2 separate regions of the Homo sapiens genome follow, and region 2 is linked to region 1. The links are chromatin contacts, found by Hi-C or POLR2A ChIA-PET in ENCODE. All regions are on one chromosome and are shown on one strand. Each heading gives the region's core, a stretch centred on a gene start or an enhancer-like site at or near the end of the contact. The rest is flanking DNA. Distances are from core to core; before and after follow the strand shown.

Evidence for each region. Hi-C counts contacts between places; a loop is a spot of excess contacts on that map. ChIA-PET counts read pairs that join two places held with the same protein, here RNA polymerase II (POLR2A). Pooled maps may share reads with other maps.
Region 2: a pooled map shows a loop between it and region 1 (1.8-fold over the local background). The contact joins two enhancer-like sites. A Hi-C loop is called at or near these places in 2 of 50 pooled maps. POLR2A ChIA-PET finds 5 or more read pairs at or near these places in 11 of 52 experiments (A549, AG04450, B cell and 8 more).

Annotation. Positions count from the first base shown.
Region 1 is chr10:72,195,126-72,200,933 of GRCh38, reverse strand. It overlaps ASCC1 (activating signal cointegrator 1 complex subunit 1), which reads left to right. Exons shown (of 10, transcript NM_001198800.3): 5 at 3,945-4,123. Among named protein-coding and RNA genes, the nearest start is that of ANAPC16, 18 kb to the left of the region's middle. Within about 2 kb of position 2,448, at least 2 of the 41 ENCODE cell types and tissues checked have a DNase peak (open chromatin) inside an H3K27ac peak, as active enhancers do.
Region 2 is chr10:72,332,778-72,338,585 of GRCh38, reverse strand. It overlaps DNAJB12 (DnaJ heat shock protein family (Hsp40) member B12), which reads left to right. Exons shown (of 9, transcript NM_017626.7): 6 at 275-384; 7 at 1,890-2,062; 8 at 2,655-2,806; 9 at 3,969-5,723. The coding sequence ends at 2,776. Among named protein-coding and RNA genes, the nearest start is that of DNAJB12, 19 kb to the left of the region's middle. RefSeq lists enhancers at 2,680-2,799, 3,360-3,769. Within about 2 kb of position 2,990, at least 36 of the 41 ENCODE cell types and tissues checked have a DNase peak (open chromatin) inside an H3K27ac peak, as active enhancers do.

The DNA.
Region 1 (5,808 bases), core at 1,199-3,698:
TGAATTCTGATTAATTTAACTAACTAGCTGCATGTGGGCTCCCATATTGGCCAGTGCAGTGACACAGTTTTCTCTAGGTAATGTCAACAAACTCTAGCATTAGAACTTTTAACAGCATTTGGAAGGACTTTTATTAAAGTAAATATTCAGTTTATTAGAATTATAAGTGCAAAATTTTATTTTCCTTGAGTTTTAACATTCAAGTTACAAATACCAAGGTCATTTTATAATTGCATTAAAAGTTACTTCATCTATTTTTTTTTTTTTTTGAGATGGAGTTTCGCTCTTGTTGCCCAGGCTGGAGTGCATTGGCATGATCTTGGCTTAGTGTAATCTTGGCTCAATGCAACCTCCACCTCCTGGTTTCAAGTGATTCTCCTGCCTCAGCCTACCAAGTAGTTGGGATTACAGACATGTGCCATCATGCCTGGCTACTTTTGTACTTTTAGTAGAGATGGGGTTTCTCCATGTTGATCAGGCTGGTCTCCAACTCCCGACCTCAGGTGCAGCCAGCCTCAGCCTCCCAAAGTGCTGGTATTACAGGTATGAGCCACTGCGCCCAGCCCTAATTTTTTCTGATTATAAAATTAATACATGCTTTCAAAAAAGAGAAAGCTTGCAGAAATTATATATAAGGTATACATGGAAGTCTCTTATAATACGAACCCCAAACATAATTGCTATTAACACTTGTTATATGTTCCCCATTTTTTCTATTTGTGTAGTAAGTTATATAATATTTTTTATTGCAGTAAAATTATAACGTGGTGTAAATGTGGAGACCCTAGCCATTTTAATATACTAGATTCATTCCAGAACTTATCCAGAAAAGGGTAGACAGGCTATAAAGACTCCATTTTAACTTAGCACAAATGTTGCAGTGTGAAAAACTAGTGTGTCAGGCTGGGCTTGGTGGCTCATGCCTGTAATCCCAACACTTTGGGAGGCCTAGGTGGGAGGATCACTTGAGCCCAGGTGTTCAAGGTCAGCCCGGGCAACATGGCAAAACCCCATCTCTACAAAAAAATACAAAAATTGGCTGGGTGTGGTGGCACATGCTTGTAGTCTCAGCTACTTGGGAGGCTGAGGTGGGAGGATCTTTTTATCTGGGAAAGTCGAGGCTACAGTGAGCCAATCGCACCAGTGCACTCCCTCCTGGGTGACAGAGCGAGACTGTCTCAAAACAAACAAAAAAACAGAAAACAAAGAAGAGAAAATAAAAACTAGGCAGGCGTGTTAGCTCATGCCGGGGTGGGCGGATCATGAGGTCAGGAGATTGAGACCATCCTGGCTAACACGGTGAAATCCCGTCTCTGCTAAAAATACAAAAAATTAGCCGGCCAGGCCCAGTGGCTCACGCCTGTAATCCCAGCACTTTGGGAGGCCGAGGAGGGCACATCACAAAGTCAGGAGTTTGAGACCAGTCTGACCAACATGGTGAAACCCTGTCTCTGCTGAAAATACAAAAATTAGCAGGGCATGGTGGTGCACACCTGTAATCCCAGCTACTCAGGAGGCTGAGGCAGGAGAGTTGCTTGAACCCGGGAGGCGGAGGTTGCAGTGAGCCGAGATCGTGCCACTGCACTCCAGCCTGGGAAACAGAGTGAGACTCTGTCTCAAAAAAAAAAAAAAAAAAAAAAAAATTAGCTGGGTGTGATGGCATACACCCGTATTCCCAGCTACTTGGGAGGCTGAGGCAGGAGAATTGTTTGAACCTGGGAGATGGAGGTTGCAGTGAGCCGAGATCGTGCCACTGCACTCCAGCCTGGGCGACAGAGCAAGACTCCATCTCAAAAAATAAAAATAAACATACAAAATTAGCTGGGTGTGGTGGCTCACACCTGTAATCCTAGCATTTTGGGAGGCCAAGTTGGGTGGATCACAAGGTCAAGATTTTGAGACCAGCCTGGCCAACATGATGAAACCCTGTCTCTCCTAAGAATACAAAAATTAGCCAGGTGTGGTGGCACGTGCCTGTAATCCCAGCTACTCAGGAGGCTGAGGCAGGAGAATCGCTTGAACCTGGGAGGCGGAGGTTGCAGTGAGCCGAGATTGTACCACTGCACTGCAGCCTGGGTGACAGAGCAAGACTCTCTTGAAAATAAAATAAATAAACTGGCTTATTGATCTTGTAGAGAAGTAAAGTATATAGAAAAACCAAATGTATTGGTTAGAGTAAATTGAATTGTGATGTGAAGTCAAGTCTGCAGTTGCATTCGTGTGATATTTGCTCTGATTTACCCATTTCTTTTGTGTCTCCTAAATTAGAGAAATCAGAGAAGGAAATGATCTGGTAGCTTTTAATCCTCTAGACAAGGATCTGGTCTTGTCTGTTTTGAAATCTCAGGCAATGGAACATCAGAAGCTTCTCCACCTCCAACCACTGTAGAGACAGAGTTTCAGTAAATTGCCTAGGCTGTCTGGAACTCCTGGCCTCAGGCAATCCTCCTGCCTTGGCCTTTGCCCCAGAGTGCTGGGATTACAGGCATGAGCATGCCTTGCCTTCTTTCTTTCTTTTCTTTCCTTCCTTCCCTTCCCTTCCCTTCCCTTCCCTTCCCTCCCCTCCCCCTCCCCTCCCCTCCCCTCCCCTCCCCTCTCCTCCCCTCCCCCTCCCCTCCCCTCCCCTCCCCTCCCTCCTCACCCCTTCCATCTGCTCCCTTCCCTCCCCTCCCCTCCTCTCCCTCCTCACCCCTTCCATCTGCTCCCTTCCCTCCCCTCCCCTCCCTCCTCACCCCTTCCATCTGCTCCCTTCCCTCCCCTCCCCTCCCTCCTCACCCGTTCCGTCCCCTCCCCCTTCCCCTCCCCTCTCCCTCCCCCCTCCCCTCCCCTCTCCCTCCCCCCTCCCCTTCCCTTCCTCGTTCCCCCTCCCCCCTCCCCTCCCCTTCCCTGCTCCCCCTTCCCTTCCCTTCCCTTCCCTTTTTCTTTCTCGGTTTTTACTTATTTTGGGTATCCCTAAGGGTAGAATTTCTGGGTTATATGGTAAGTCTATGTTCAACTTTATTTATTTATTTATTTATTTATTTATTTTGAGACAGGGTCTAGCTCTGTTGCCCATGCTGGAGTGCAGTGGCGTGATCTCAGTTCACTGGAACTTCCAGCTTGCTAGTTCAAGCCATTGTTGTGCCTCAGCTTCCCAAGTAGCTGGGATTACAGACATGTGACACCACACCCAGCTAATTTTTGTATTTTTAGTAGAGATGGGGTTTTGCCATATTGGCCAGGCTGGTCTTGAACTCCTGACCTCAAGTGATCTGCCCACCTCAGCCTCCCAAAGTGTTGGGATTACAGGCGTGAGCCACTGCACCCAGCTATGTTCAACTTTTTAAGGAATTACCAAACTTTTTCATAGTGACTACACCATTTTACATTCCTACTAGCAAGGGTTTGCTTTGTAGTACTTGAATTCATTTTTCTACTTTATAAGCTGTCTTAAGGATATTCTTTTTTTTTTTTTTTTTTTTTTTTTGAGATAGAGTCTTGCTCTATTGCCCAGGCTGGAGTGCAGTAGCACGATCTTGGCTCACTGCAAGCTCCACCTCCTGGGTTCCCTCCATCCGTGCCTTAGCCTTCCGAGTAGCTGGGACTACAGGCGCCCGCCACCAGGCTGGCTAATTTTTTGTATTTTTAGTAGAGGTGGGGTTTCACTGTGTTAGCCAGGATGGTCTCGATCTCCTGACCTCGTGATCCACCTGTCTCGGCCTCCCAAAGTGCTGGGATTACAGGAATGAGCCACCGTGCCCGGCCAAGGATATTCTATTTTTAAGCCTCATTCTGCTTACATTGAATTAATTAGCAGTTTTCTTATATTTGTTATTGTCCCCTGTTTAGATTCATATACGCATTCAGAACTGCTTTAGCTCCTCAGAGGTGACAGTATCAAGAGGTCCTGTTTTATAAGCATTTGGGGGTCCTTGAGCAGTTTACCCTTTCTTCTTTGTTTACAGTAATCACTGGCCAGCATCGAAATGGTGTAATTTCAGCCCGAACACGGATTGATGTTCTTTTGGACACTTTTCGAAGAAAGCAGCCCTTCACTCACTTCCTTGCCTTTTTCCTCAATGAAGTTGAGGTTCAGGAAGGATTCCTGAGATTCCAGGAGGAAGTACTGGCGAAGTGCTCCATGGTAAGTGCAAACAAAGCAAGAAGGTTAAAAAAAAAGTTAAATATAAAAAGAATACAAAAATGGTTCATAAATCAAACAGTAGGGAGTTATAAACTTCTTCCCCCACCAAAAAAGATAACTATTTCTTTTGGCTTCTTATATTGAACTGAAAAAAAAAGTGTATGGACATATCAGCTCATAAGTTTCTATATATTACAGAAATGTCTTTAAAAAATTTTAACACATATCGGGCCAGGCGCAGTGGCTCATGCCTGTAATCCCAGCACATTGGGAGGCCGAGGTAGGCAGATCACTTGAGGTCAGGCGTTCAAGACCAGCCTGGGCAACATGGTGAAACCCCGTCTCTACTAAAAATACAAAAAAAATTAGCTGGGTGAGGTGGCATGTGCCTGTAATCCCAGTTACTTGGGAGGCTGAGGCAGGAGAATTGCTTGAACTTGGGAGATGGGGGTTGCAGTGAGCCAAGATCGTGCCACTGCAGTCCAGCCTGGGAGACAGAGTGAGATGCTGTCTCAAAAAAAAAAAAAAAAAGATTTAAGACACAAATGGCTCATCCTAATAGACACACTATTCTGCATCTTTTGGGTGGTAATGTTAATGAGATGCCATTATCTGTAGATCTTCTGACTTTGGGCGGTCATGGCTCATTTGGGATTAGTAACTAAAAGACAAATTTGCATGTAGAATTGCCATACTTAGATAACAGTGAAATGCTTGTGACCAGGATAATAGCAGATAATCCAGATTAGAAAACAAGTTTTAAACTCATTTTGGATATCAGTTAGTTGATTTTAAAAAATGTATATTGATTCAAAAAAGTATGAAAGCAATATGTTTATTATAGAAAATTTAGAAAATACAGAAAAGATTAATAAAAAATCATCCATAATTCCACTACTGAGAGATGCTGTTACATGATTGCTATATATGTGTGTGTATCAATGTGTCTGTACACTCACATACTTTTTTTTTTTTTGAGACAGCGTTTCACTCTTGTTGCCCAGGCTGGAGTGCAATGGCTCGATCTTGGCTCACTGCAACCTCTGCATCCCGGGTTCAAGCAATTCTCCTATCTCAGCCTCCTGAGTAGCTAGGATTACAGGCATGCGCCACCATACCCGGCTAATTTTGTATTTTCAGTAGAGACAGGGTTTCTCCATGTTGGTCAGGCTGGTCAGTCTCGAACTCCTGACTTCATTGCATGCCGGCCTGGGGAAGAAGAGTAAAAATCCATCTCAAAAAAAAAATAAATAAAATAAAATAAAATTTAGCTTGTATATAATCTTATATTCTAGTTTTTTTGAAAGCGTAATCATTCTACCATGAACATTGTTTTGTCATTGAAGAAAGACCTAAATCTTGGCTGGCATGTTGGCTCATGCCTCTAATCACAACACTTTGTGGAGGGCTGAGGCAGGTAGATTGCTTGAGCTTGGGAGTTTGAGACCAACTTGGGTAACATAGCAGCAAAACCCTGTCTCTACAAAAAATACAAAAATTATCCAGGCATGATGGTGTGTGCTTGTAGTCACAGTCACTTGGGAGCTGAGGTGGGAGAATGGCTTGAGCCTAGGAGGTGGAGGTGTCAGTGAACTGAGATTGTATTATTGCACTCCAGCCTGGGCAATGGAGCCAGACCCTGTCTCAAAAAAAAAAAAAAAAAAAAAAAAACACAGCAAAAAACA
Region 2 (5,808 bases), core at 1,741-4,240, 140 kb before region 1:
CAACTTTTGCTGATTTTTTTTTTTTTTTGGCATTCTGTCAAAAGTAAATGCAGACACCTCACTTCCTCCTGTATTTCACACCAGTTGCTGCTTTGTTTTTATCTGGGAAAGCTGGCAGGTGAAGGAGCGTCTGTGTTTTGGAGCCTCGTGGAGGGAACGGCAGAGTGGTGTCATGTCTCCCCAGGCTCCACTATTCTAGGGGAGCTAGTGGTGATTATGGCTGACACCACACCCCACCCAGGTCCAGCAGAGTGACATTGGCTCTTCCCTCCAGGGCGGGCTAGGGGTGTTTGTGCAGCTGATGCCTATCCTCATCCTGATTCTCGTGTCAGCTCTCAGCCAGCTCATGGTCTCCAGTCCACCCTACAGTCTGAGTCCAAGACCGTGAGTACATGGGTGAGGCCGGGCCATGGGCAGACAAGGGGCTTTAAATTCTCAGCCCCATCAGGGGCCTTCTTTCCCATCCTGATCCAGCCAGTGTGCGATCATAATGCAGAAACCTGGCTTCGAATCAAGAAAATATACTTTCTCTATTCAACTAGGACTCTTAAGCTTTTTAGGATTATGGTCCCCTAAGAAATTGCAGCGAGAGCTACAGAACTTTTCCCTAAAACTATGCACACATGTGCACACACACATACACACACACGATACACATGTACACACACACACAATACATGCACACACATAATACACATGCACACATACACGCACACATATACACACAGAGTTTTGCATATAATTTCGGCGGCTTTGTGACTCTTCCCTGCCCATCTCCCCTGCCAACCCTGACGAAGAACCTCTGCTCCTCGGCTCTGGTTGGGCTTCCTGAGGCTGTGGAAAGAACAGGGCACTAGAGTCAGACAGAGCAAGCATGGCTTAGAATCCCAGCTTCTCCACTAAGAAGCTGTGTGACCCTAAACAAGTTATATAACCTTGGTTTCCTCATCTATAAAATGGGAATTATAACATCCACCTGCTGTGGAAATTAATGAGTAATGCATATAAAATGTCTGGCCCACTAGAAATGCTCAACAATATTAGTTTAATGAATGCTTAGTCTCGACTGCCAGGAGTGAACTTGAGGACATTTCATGAGCCGTTAGGGGGTCAGCTCCCCTCACTGATGTCCAGCACCTGGCCCAGGGTCAGCTACACAGTGGGTGCACATCTTCAGTGGGGTGGGTCCCCCTCTCCCAAAAGGTGGCCACCTCTGGCTGGGAGCTGGCAGGACCCTTCTCAGCCAGCAGGGGGCAGAGTCGGTCCACTGGACCCTGGCCGCCGGCTCAGGCTCCCTGTGGCCAGATGCCAGCCCTTTTCCCTGCAACTGGAGAGATGTGAGGAGCAGAGGACTAGGGCAGGGACTGTTGTCCCCAGAGCACTGGTCCTGTCTGGGTGTCAAGGCTCTTCCCACAGCTGACAGAGCCTGTGATTGGAGCTGGGAGGATAAGGCTCCCTGGAGCCCTTCCTGTCATTTTGTTCCTAAGCCTCTTAACCCTACACTGGGAACTCCTAGATAGGCAGGCAAGCACTCAGCAACAATTGGCTTAGGGGATGAATGGGGAGATGGAGGCACAGAGGCAGAGCCCAGATTCCCTCTCAGGTCTCCAGTTCCCTAGACCAGGCCTCTCCCCAAAGGCCCCAGGTCAGCAGTGTGGTAAGCAGGGATCTAAAGGCAGGGCGTCCTGCGGTCTGGGCCACGTGTGTGGGAGGACGCTGCCTTTTCCTCAGACTCTCCTTTCAGGGAGTGTGCGGGTCCCTGCTCTGGTTTGAGAGGGAACCAACTACTCCTCTGGTCTGTGCGGCACCTCCTGTCTTGGGGCCCATACCCCTAGAGTGCCCTGGGCATGGGGACCCGCACCCACTTTGAACCTGGTATTTCTGGCCAGGTCCGTGGGCCACATCCACAGGCGAGTCACTGACCACCTGGGTGTCGTCTACTATGTGGGAGACACTTTCTCCGAAGAGTACACAGGCTCCAGCCTCAAAACAGTCGAGCGGAATGTGGAAGATGATTATATCGCCAACCTCCGGAACAACTGCTGGAAGGAGAAGCAGCAGAGTGAGTGTGGGGGGAAGGCGGGGGCTGTATTTGGGAGGTGGCTTGGGATGAAGCTGGAAAGCAGGGGAAGGAGAGAGCCCTGCTCACCCTGTGCTCTGAGGGCCCAGCCCCTGGCACTGCCCTGCACCAGCCACCTCCCAGACAAGAGCTGGTCTCCACTCCTGTGTTTCTCCGGGGCTGGGAGCCAGGGGCCACCTGGTAGTTTCCTCAGGTTCCCGTAAATCACTGCCATCAGCCCAGCATGTTGGCTGCCAGAGGTGAGTGTGTAGAGATGGACTGGAGCGGATGGATCCCTGGCCACCCCCTGACTGTGCTCCTGGATCTGTCTGTGGGACCCTGGGGAGGCCTGACCAGGATGACAGGGTCTCACCTTGGCTGGCCTCACTGCATTCTAGAGAAAGGCGCCTCTGTCACCCTCGCCCACATAAGGACTGTAGTCTCTGCTCCTCCATGGTCTTCCTAATGGGAGGCCAGCCCTGCCCAAGCCCCGGGCATGTACCAGCTTTCCTCCGCCCTCCACAGCCCTCGCAGGCTTCCTTGCAGGCTTCGGGAGGTACTGGGTGTGCACTAACCCTGTCCCATTGCTTTGCAGAGGAAGGCTTGCTGTACCGGGCACGCTACTTTGGCGACACAGATATGTACCACAGAGCACAGAAGATGGGCACCCCCAGCTGCAGCCGACTGTCAGAGGTGCAGGCCTCCCTGCATGGATAGTCCTGGGCCAGCCACACCACCGAGGTCCAAGTATGAGCCAGGGCTGCCTCCACCCTGCAACTCCTGGCAGCTTTGGCCCTGGTCATGAGCAGAGGAGGGAGGGGGAGAAAGGGAGGAAGCCTGGTGATTGTGGCAAAGACTCCTGTCCCCAGCCTGACCTCCAGCCTCCAGAGACCGAGCAGCTGTGGGGCCTGCTGGGAAACCAAGGTCGGTTTCCGCCCTCTAGCGATGCTGTCCTCCCCACTCCTCCGCTCTGCTCCCTGGCTCCAGGGGTGTGGGGGACCCCAGAACCAGGCAGAGTGGGAACTTGAAACTGTTGCTGAGGGCCACCCGGGGCTTCTTGGTCCACTCCAGCCATCAGTCAGCACGGCCCTTTCTCCAGCACAGCAGACTATTGTCCGTGCCCTGGTATTTAGGCCATCACATATGGTGGGGCCCAAGAGAGCCCCATATGCACACTGCCTGCCTGATACCAGGAAGAACCATGTGGGAATAGGTGGGCCAAGAGCCCTCCCCTTTCTCCATCCCTCCAGCTAGGAGGAAATGGAGCAAGATGAACAGGCAGCCACGAGGTGGGTGGGAGCTGGCAGTCTTGGTGGCGGCAGGGGCCGCGGGCCCTGACCACCCCCCTCTGGTGGGATCTGAGGCACTCTCTCGAATGCCGTCACACCTGGCAGCCTGGAAGCCACAGGCATCCGGCCTTGCCCAGGCATCTCGCCTGCGGTCTGAGGAAGGGAACAGAAGGTCATGAGTTCAGGGTCAGACGCAGCCGCTCAGCACAGGAGGGGTGGAGGGGAAATGAGAGTTGCTGGTAGCAGGCTCCCTCCTTCTGCAGCCCGGCGAATGGGGGCGCTGGGCTCTGTTCCCAGCGTTTGCCAGAGGTGGCCACTTCAGCCAAGCCCAGAGAAGTGTGGGCAGAAGCAGTGAAGGTTCTTCTCTGTGTGGGTGCCCTGCCCACCCCCTCCTTTGCCTGTGTCCTCCCGGCCTGGATCCATGGCTGACTCTGCCTGGAGGCCATTTGTGCCTGCCTCTGTGCTGCCGCAGGAGGGCAGGCCGCAAGTGGGGTTGGTGGGGGTCGAGCGGGCAGCACGGTGCAGCGGTGCAGTGGCAAGGGGGGCTACTTGTGTGGCATAAGCTAGAGGAGCCGGTGCCGCCTGAATGCCGAGCTAACTGTTGCCACTCTCCTCCCCAGACTATGAAATCCCTGGAGAATTTTTGGTGACATGCACTGAGCCAAGGTGATGGACTGTATATTTGAGGAAAGACAAACAAAGAAACAAAATTAAAATGGAATTGGAGGCCGAACGCTGCACAGCTGCCCTCTCTCTCACCCAGTAAATGCAGAAAGCTCTTAGGACAGACAGAAAACCTGCCATGGGGCTGCTTCCCTCCCTCGCAGGGCTGGCGGAGGCTCCGCATCGCCTCTCTCCTAGGATACAGAAACCATGGCAACGAAAGTAGAATGTAAAACTCGCAGCAGATATCAGTGGGAAGGGCTGGGGGAGGGGGCACCCAGCTGCCTTTCCTCCCTCACAGGAGCCACCACCAGCCACCTCTCAGGAGAAGCCAGAGGCCCTGGCCAAAGATAGGAGGAAGAAAGAGAACTCTCCATAGAATGTAATTTATAGATGCGTGTATATGTATATATATCTATTTATATGTAAATAGGCATATATGAAGATATATATATATATAGTCTACTTTTTAAACTCTGCAGGGATTTGGTTAAGTTGTTGAGCTGATTTCTTCCATGTTTTAGAAAATGAGGCCTGTTTGGGGAAGGTACCCTGGTGATGTTTTTGCTAGACATTAGCTGTAGCTGACAGCATAAGGAGAGTCGCATCAGAGCTTTTCACAGCCCCCCGAAACCCCAGCCTGGTTTTGATGGCAGCAGTAATCATGATAGTGTGAACCCGCGAAGGCCTCAGGATTATGGTTAACCTGGAGAGGAGCAGGCCATGGAGGCAGGTGCCAGGTCAGTATTGAGTCACAGTAGAGGCCCCACAAGGACCTGCTTGGGTGAGACCACCTCTCCCCTCTCAGCAGCGCTGGTGGGCTCTTTGTCCTGGTGCCCAGGAGCCCTCCAGCCCCCTGCCCACAGAAGGGAAGGCCTGCAGAGGGGGCCAGGATCTACCTAACCATTTCCCCACCCCTAAGTCCCTCAGTGGGCTTTGCCTTATAGGTGCCACAGGGCACAGCTCCATCATTGCCACTGGTTTTTCCTAAGTCATGCACCAAGGACTTCAGAAAGTTCTTCCTCCGAGTCAGTCAGTGGTGCCGGGACCCCAGGGCAGCCTCCTCGACTCCTGAAGAAAAGGCAGTGCCCGTGGCTGCCTCTGTCTTCACTCGCTGTTGATGTGACCGCCAGGCCTCCTCTCGTACCTTGGACAAAGGATACACCTGAACCAGAATAGTTTTCTTACCCTCACATTGAAATGAGGATTTTGCTTAAAACAGCACTTGCCGCCAGTGGGAGGAGGGAGGTTTTATTTATTCCCACAGTTTCTCCTGGGCCTTCTGGAATGACCATGTTTTCCTGTGGCGGTGGGTGTGTCATTGCGCCCGCCGTCTTCCAAAGCCTTACTTCCCCAAGCTGCCAGCCAGGAGGTGATAACCACCCTCCCAGAGTTTCTCTCGGCTCTTTTTTTAAAAGTCCCCCAACAAATAGGATTCTTGCTGGGAAAGGAAGTTCGGTAAGGAAATGTCAAATCTGGTTTTTAAACAAGGTCCAACCCTGCAATGAAGCAGCCACTTCAGCCCAGAGAGATTATAAGAACTGATGTGGCCAGAGTGCCTACCCACTGTGGCCCCGGTGCTCTGCCCCCACGCCCCGACCATCTGGTCTTGGTAGATGTCCCTAGACGGGCTGAGCCATGTGCAATAAGAACATAGATCCTAAAGGATCCTCTGGAAGCTGTATTTCTTGAATTAGAATTCTCAAATTGTACATCTGTTAATATATGTTTATTATGTGACTGGCCGTGGTGGGTCTGCATTGAGCAGGGAGGCCTAAGGGGTGGGGGGGAGGGGGC